Linked DNA regions of Homo sapiens: region 1 is linked to region 2. A link is a contact called in ENCODE Hi-C or POLR2A ChIA-PET data. All regions are on one chromosome and are shown on one strand. Each heading gives the region's core, a stretch centred on a gene start or an enhancer-like site at or near the end of the contact. The rest is flanking DNA. Distances are from core to core; before and after follow the strand shown.

The links. Hi-C counts contacts between places; a loop is a spot of excess contacts on that map. ChIA-PET counts read pairs that join two places held with the same protein, here RNA polymerase II (POLR2A). Pooled maps may share reads with other maps.
Region 1: a map with no recorded cell type shows a loop between it and region 2 (12-fold over the local background). The contact joins two enhancer-like sites. A Hi-C loop is called at or near these places in 1 of 168 maps with a recorded cell type or tissue (naive thymus-derived CD4-positive, alpha-beta T cell), 2 of 37 single-sample maps with no recorded cell type and 9 of 50 pooled maps. POLR2A ChIA-PET finds 5 or more read pairs at or near these places in 4 of 52 experiments (B cell, activated CD4-positive, alpha-beta memory T cell and activated naive CD4-positive, alpha-beta T cell).

Annotation. Positions count from the first base shown.
Region 1 is chr5:54,784,567-54,787,688 of GRCh38, forward strand. No RefSeq gene overlaps it. Among named protein-coding and RNA genes, the nearest start is that of LINC02998, 42 kb to the left of the region's middle. Within about 2 kb of position 1,750, at least 8 of the 41 ENCODE cell types and tissues checked have a DNase peak (open chromatin) inside an H3K27ac peak, as active enhancers do; they include B cell, where a contact is called at or near this core.
Region 2 is chr5:54,609,204-54,612,190 of GRCh38, forward strand. It overlaps a transcript of SNX18 not described here. Among named protein-coding and RNA genes, the nearest start is that of SNX18, 93 kb to the left of the region's middle. Within about 2 kb of position 1,473, at least 5 of the 41 ENCODE cell types and tissues checked have a DNase peak (open chromatin) inside an H3K27ac peak, as active enhancers do; they include B cell, where a contact is called at or near this core.

The DNA of each region.
Region 1 (3,122 bases), core at 500-2,999, 180 kb after region 2:
AATCAATAAAAATATTATAACTATTGGGTACTAGGCTTAACACCTGGGTGACAAATTATTCTGTACAACAAACCTCTATGACACAAATTGACCTATATAACAAACATGCACATATACCCCTGAGTTTTTTTTAAAAAAAAGCTAAATTTTAAAAAAATACAAATTTTGAAGAGCAAAATTTATTTTAACCTACGAAAGTAATAGGAATGGTATTACTCAGTAATAAGGGTGTGGCAAAACAAACACTCTCCTACTAGTTGGTAGGAATATAAATTCTTACAACATTTCTGGAAGGTAATCTGCTCACAAGTTGAAAATGTAACTTTACATATGCTTCAAGCTAATATTTCTAATTCTAGTTATTAAGCCTAAAGAAATTATAAGACAGATATACAAAGATATACTGGAAGGCAGCTATGCTTACCACTATACCACCAACACACCTAGCAAAAAATATACTGTATAATGATGCTTATTGTAGCATTTATCATAATAAAAAATGAACAAAATACACTATCAATGAAGAACTAAGAAATAAGTCATGGGCCATCGTCAGAGTTAAACCTTGTGTAGGTTTTTTTAAAGATAAAGCAGATCCTATTGACATGGAAAATGTCCAAATACATTAAAATACAATAAAAATGGAAGTTACAGACCAATATATACATATATACACTATATATACACATACATATATATACCTATATATACACATACATATATACCATATATACATACATATATATATACCATATATACATATATATACCATATATATACATACATATATACACCATATATATACACATATACACATATATATAGTATGATCCCACTCACATTTTAAAAAATATATGGATATAGGTAAGCATTAAGATATAGAAAAACATATGTCAAACTGTTAATTCATCTGTTAGAGAGACTTAGGATTAGAAAATACCTTATTCTTTCTATGCTTTAATTTTGTAACTAAGATACATTAGATTTTTTAAAAAGAGAAATGTCAAGAAAACCAAGTATTTGTCACAATATTGCCTTGGTTTTACACATAAATCGCTGGGCTTTACTGTATTTGCTAATCTCATCCTGCATTTTGATACTTGCAGAACGCAGCAAAGACTGTCATTACTAGTGAAAATGGAAAAGGTCAGCCCCTTTATCAGAATTTCTCCCATTATCTACATCATCAGCTACCACCGACTGCCCCCTCCAGCTGTATCACAGCCTGTCTTCTGCCACGTCTGCATGAAATGAAACCACTAAGCACAACCGTAAACAGCCAGCCTTATCTCAAGCCATGTTAAGTGTGGCTGTGAGAGTTGGGCCTTGAACCTGCTGACACCGGGATGTGTGTCACTGAATGTCCACCAGGGAGTCTCTCTGAAACAGGACATCAGCAGCGGAAGAGGCAAGGCACAGACAACCCAGCCCTCCATCAGTGGGCCATGCTGCTGTAGGCATGCCAGGCTCAGTGCCAGGAAATGCAAGGACAAAGCCAGCTGGCTAGAATTCAGCACTGGGGAGAGCAATCCACATATTAATTTGAGGTCCCAGAGCCAAAAGTCACCCAGTGACAGCCACAAAATCAACAGCCCAGTAGAGAGGATGCCCTGCCTTTCCTCTGTCTTTTTTCAGGCTTCTGTCTAGAGCCACAGCTGTACCCATCAGGGGAAAGTGGTATAAGTTCTCAGTTCAGAACCAGGCCCATGGTCCTCCAGGCCTATGGCAGGTGGGAACATGAAGTGGGGCCTGGAGCAGAGGTTTCATAGAGAAGTGGCATTGGGTCAGTTCCTCTTATCAGTTCCTAGCACTCTTGCAAGGAGGGGTCATGCAGCTGGGCTCAGGCTGAAAAGGCATGTGGCCACAACCCATCCCTGGAAGTCGAGAGAGAACTGAGATAGAACACGTGAGTGCTGCCTGACCCAGCCTTCTCTGTGTCCGTGGGAACGTGACTTCCTGAAGAAGAGTAGGGAGGTACACTTAACCAGCAACTACCATTCTCATCTCAACCTTGAAACTCTTGTCTTCTCTCAGCCCTTCTGCTTTTTAGTTGAGAAAGGAGTGTCCAAGAACTGAGTGTCACATTTCTGTTGTTTTTTTCCAGATGCCAAGCTGCCATTGCCAAACTTTGTTCGTTATGTCCTGTTCAGGCATGTTGGCCCAGAAGTAGATGCCCATTGGCCTGGGGTAGCGAATCCTAGTTGCTATAAAGGTCAAACCCCTGAAGTCCCAATGGTTTAAAACAGCAATGGTTTATTTTTTGTTCACCTAAAGTCTCATATGAGTTGGGATGCCTTTCTCTGTCTTGTAGCTCTACCATAAGTTCCACCTGGTCCCTAAGGTCTCTGTTTCAGGGCACATAAAGAGTACAGAAGGAACACCAATCTGAACTCACTGGCCTGAAGAACACATGCACTCCACTCCTGCTCATAGTGCAAAGGCAGGATACTCACATGATTCCAACTTAAATGCAAAGGAAGCCAGGAAGTGTTAGAGGAGCACATGGAATAATCACTGTGATACACTCATAATATTGCAACTGTTTCAAGAAATTTTTCAAATAGAAGAGCAGAGTAATACAAAGAGCCCTTGAGTGATAGTCCAGGCTCAGGGGTCCAGAGCCACTTCTGTCACTGACTAGCTGGGGAAACTCTCTGCTCCTTCATACTTCCATGTCCTCATCTGTAGAAGACAAGGGGTTGCATGACCCACAATGTTATTTCTGGGCCCAAAAGACACAATTCTATGAGCTTGTGGCTTGTGAAGGCAGAATACAGATGATATCTCACTATTAACCAAGGACTCCACAACCTATTGGAGAAAGCAGTGGTGGCTTCTGCCCTTCTTCTGGTGCCCACCCCTTGCAGTATCACTAAGGGGCTATCAATTCTCAGGAGTCCAAGCTTCACTGAGCTTGCACTCTTAGAAGATAATCAGAAAACCATAGGGAACCTCAATTCTGCTAAGTAACAGCAGCAACAAATCACTCCTCGTATGGAAACAAATGTGGGTGCAGAGGGAACCTCCTAATATTTCACCATTACACACATGCATACATCCCTTCTCAATGAAGAAACACAGAGCATCTGATATTGGCAAGACATTCTCTCTTCAAAGAGAAT
Region 2 (2,987 bases), core at 223-2,722:
GCTAGTGCCACCGAGGAGCTGAATTTTTAATTATATTTAATTTTAATTAATTTAGAACTTTAAAACCACACATGGATATTAACTATTGAGGTGGGCAGTACAGCCTAGGGGGTACTGCCACATTCTTGGTTATGATTTATCCTTCTCTTTTGGCTTTCTAACACCTGAAGAAAATCTCTCTTCCTTTCTTGTTGTCCCCAAAACACATCTTATCTCTCCTTGGGGACGTCATCCGCAATCTCTATGATGGTATTCATTTTCTATTTATTTACTTATTTATTTATAATATCTTATTTTTAGAGTCAGAGTCTTGCTATGTTGCTCAGGCTGGCCTCCAACTTCTGGCCTCAAGTGATCTCCCACCTCAGCCCCCTAAAGCTTAATTTTCATAAAAAACTGAAAAAGCCTCAAATCCTTCTATTTGTCCCACCCTGCAAAAGGGCTGAGATAAAAAAAATGCCAAGGATTTGGCTACCTCCTTGAAATTGAAAAGAAAGAAGTATAGGGAAGACAAACGTGAGCCAATATGTCAATAAATTGCCATGCCGTGGTGATATAGTTTGGATGTTTGTCCCTGCCCAAATCTCATATTGAAATGTAATCCCCCACATTGGAGGTGGAGCGTGGTGGGAGGTGGAGCGTGGTGGGAGGTGATTGGATCATGGGAGTAGATTTCACATGAATGGTTTAGCATCATCTGCTTGGTACTGTCCTTGGAATAGTGAGTGAATTCTCGTGAGATCTGGTCATTTAAAAGTGTGTGGCACCTCCCCTCCTCTCTCTCTCTGTCTTCCTTACTCCTACTTTCACCATGTGACATGCCTGCTTTCCCTTCGCCTTCCTCCATGACTGTAAGCTTCATGAGGCTTCCCAGAAGCTGAGCAGATGCCAGCACCATGCTTCCTGTATAACCTGCAGAACCGTGAGCAAATGAAACCTCTTTTCTTTATAAATTACCCAGTCTCAGGTATTTCCTTATAGCAATGCAAGAACAGACTAACACACACAGTAATACAGTATGACTTAGGTAGGTATCTGAATGATGTGACACCACCCTTGTGTCACATCTGTCAAGAGCTTCAGTCTAATGTGTGTATAGCACTCCGTGGTTTACCAAACCTCACACCACTGAACATGTCGCTACATTGCTCCGACTTTACACACAAAGGAATGGAGGTTGGGAGCAGTTAGCAGAAGCTTAAGCAAGTGATTTCTGTAACTATGGTGAGACTTGAATCCACCCCTACACAGCATCCTGGGCTGGCCACTCTGCAGGGCAGATGGAGAGTGATTTACAAGCAGAGTTTTCCGCTCAGCCAAGATTGGAGATTCAGATGCTTCCCCTCTTGGCCATATTTTCTTTTGCAAATAATCAGGCAAATAACCTGATCAGGCAAATAACCAAAGAGATTATTTGCATAATGTTATTGCTTTGGTGTGTTATTTGTTGGAGTGTGTTAAATAACCACGAATGTTTATTAGTCAGCTCTTCCTCTGCCAGCAGAAGAATGTGGTCCCTGAGATACTTTCACATCCTGTTGTGGTGTTGAAGTAATTAGGAGGGTGTAACAGGGAGGGGGTTAACCCTTGTTGCAGCCCTGGCTGAGGGGAACATATAGATACAAGCTCGTTAAGAGCACAGTCAGTTAGTAGCCTGACATTAGTCCTTGAGAAGTTACCCTTAATCAGACATCCAAATTTCCCTAACATTGTCTGATTCTTTAGGAAAATACAGAATCATCTATTGGCTACGTTTACAAATGTTTTGGTTGATTTCTATGGTCACCCTCTACCCTAATCCAGAACAGAACAGACTGAATATTTAAGGATCATCCTATGTAAATTCAGTTCATTCAACCTCTGCTTTTTAAAAATCTCCTCCTTATGGGTGTTTGCCCCATAATCTTTGCTTACTTTCCAGGTGCTGAGCTTGACCTGCTGAGGAGTCTGTCAGTCTCAGGCTGCTGCTAGTCCCTTGATAAGATAGACGCATTTCCCTGAGAGATATATTTTAAACATATCACTTCCTTCTGGTTTTTAAGATCATTCTGCTGTCTCTTGAACATCTTCAAGGTAGCCCTAAGCCTGCTGGCCTCACCCGCCCCAGTAGGAAGCATGCCCAAGATGGTCCTTTCCCCACCCAGAGAGAGAATCACCATGCCCTGTCTCCTGAACATGACTTTGACTCTACAGTCAAAAAAAAATCCCTTGGGCCTTTGTTTCCTACTTCACCCTGCGGGTCCCAGGGTAGTCTGCTCTCTGTTGTCCTCCAGGTCCCCTTCTAGATTCCATTCTCCTGCTGACTAATGGTGTCTGGAATGACGTTCTAGAAATTATTTTCCTCTCCAGGAACAACTTAAGGGGAGGAAGAAGAGGATGCCAGCTAGGAAATCGTGTCTACTGATTCCTAGTTTGTCTTTCACTTGCCTGGAATGGTAACCCCAGATATTTCCAAGAGGTTTCAGTCTATACCTACTTTAGCTTATTCCTGAAAGCATAAACGCCACTCACATAAGCCTTTATCTGGTAAAAGAAAGGAGAAGTGGGGGTGGGGGCTGGAAATGATGGGGAAGCAACTTGACTGGTTTGAGGGGGGATGTTTACAGTGTTGGGGTGAGGCAGGGTGCCTGGAGCAACACATTGTGAATTCTGGAATTTTCTTCTTCTTCTTCTTCTTCTTTTTTTTTAATTAGAGACAGGGTCTTGTTCTGTACTCCAGGCTGGAGTGCAGTAGCACAATCATAACTCACTGTAACCTCAAACTCCTGGACTCAAGCGATCCTCCCGCCTCAGATTCCCAAGTAGCTAGGACTACAAGTGTGCTTCACCATGCCTGGCTAATTTTTAAATTCTTTAATGTAGAGATGATGTCTCACTATATTGCCCAGACTGATCTTGAACTCCTGGGATCAAGCGATAACTTGTTGTTATAATAGTTAATATTATTGTTAGTAATGAGCTATTCCTAATAAGGACCATTCAAGTTA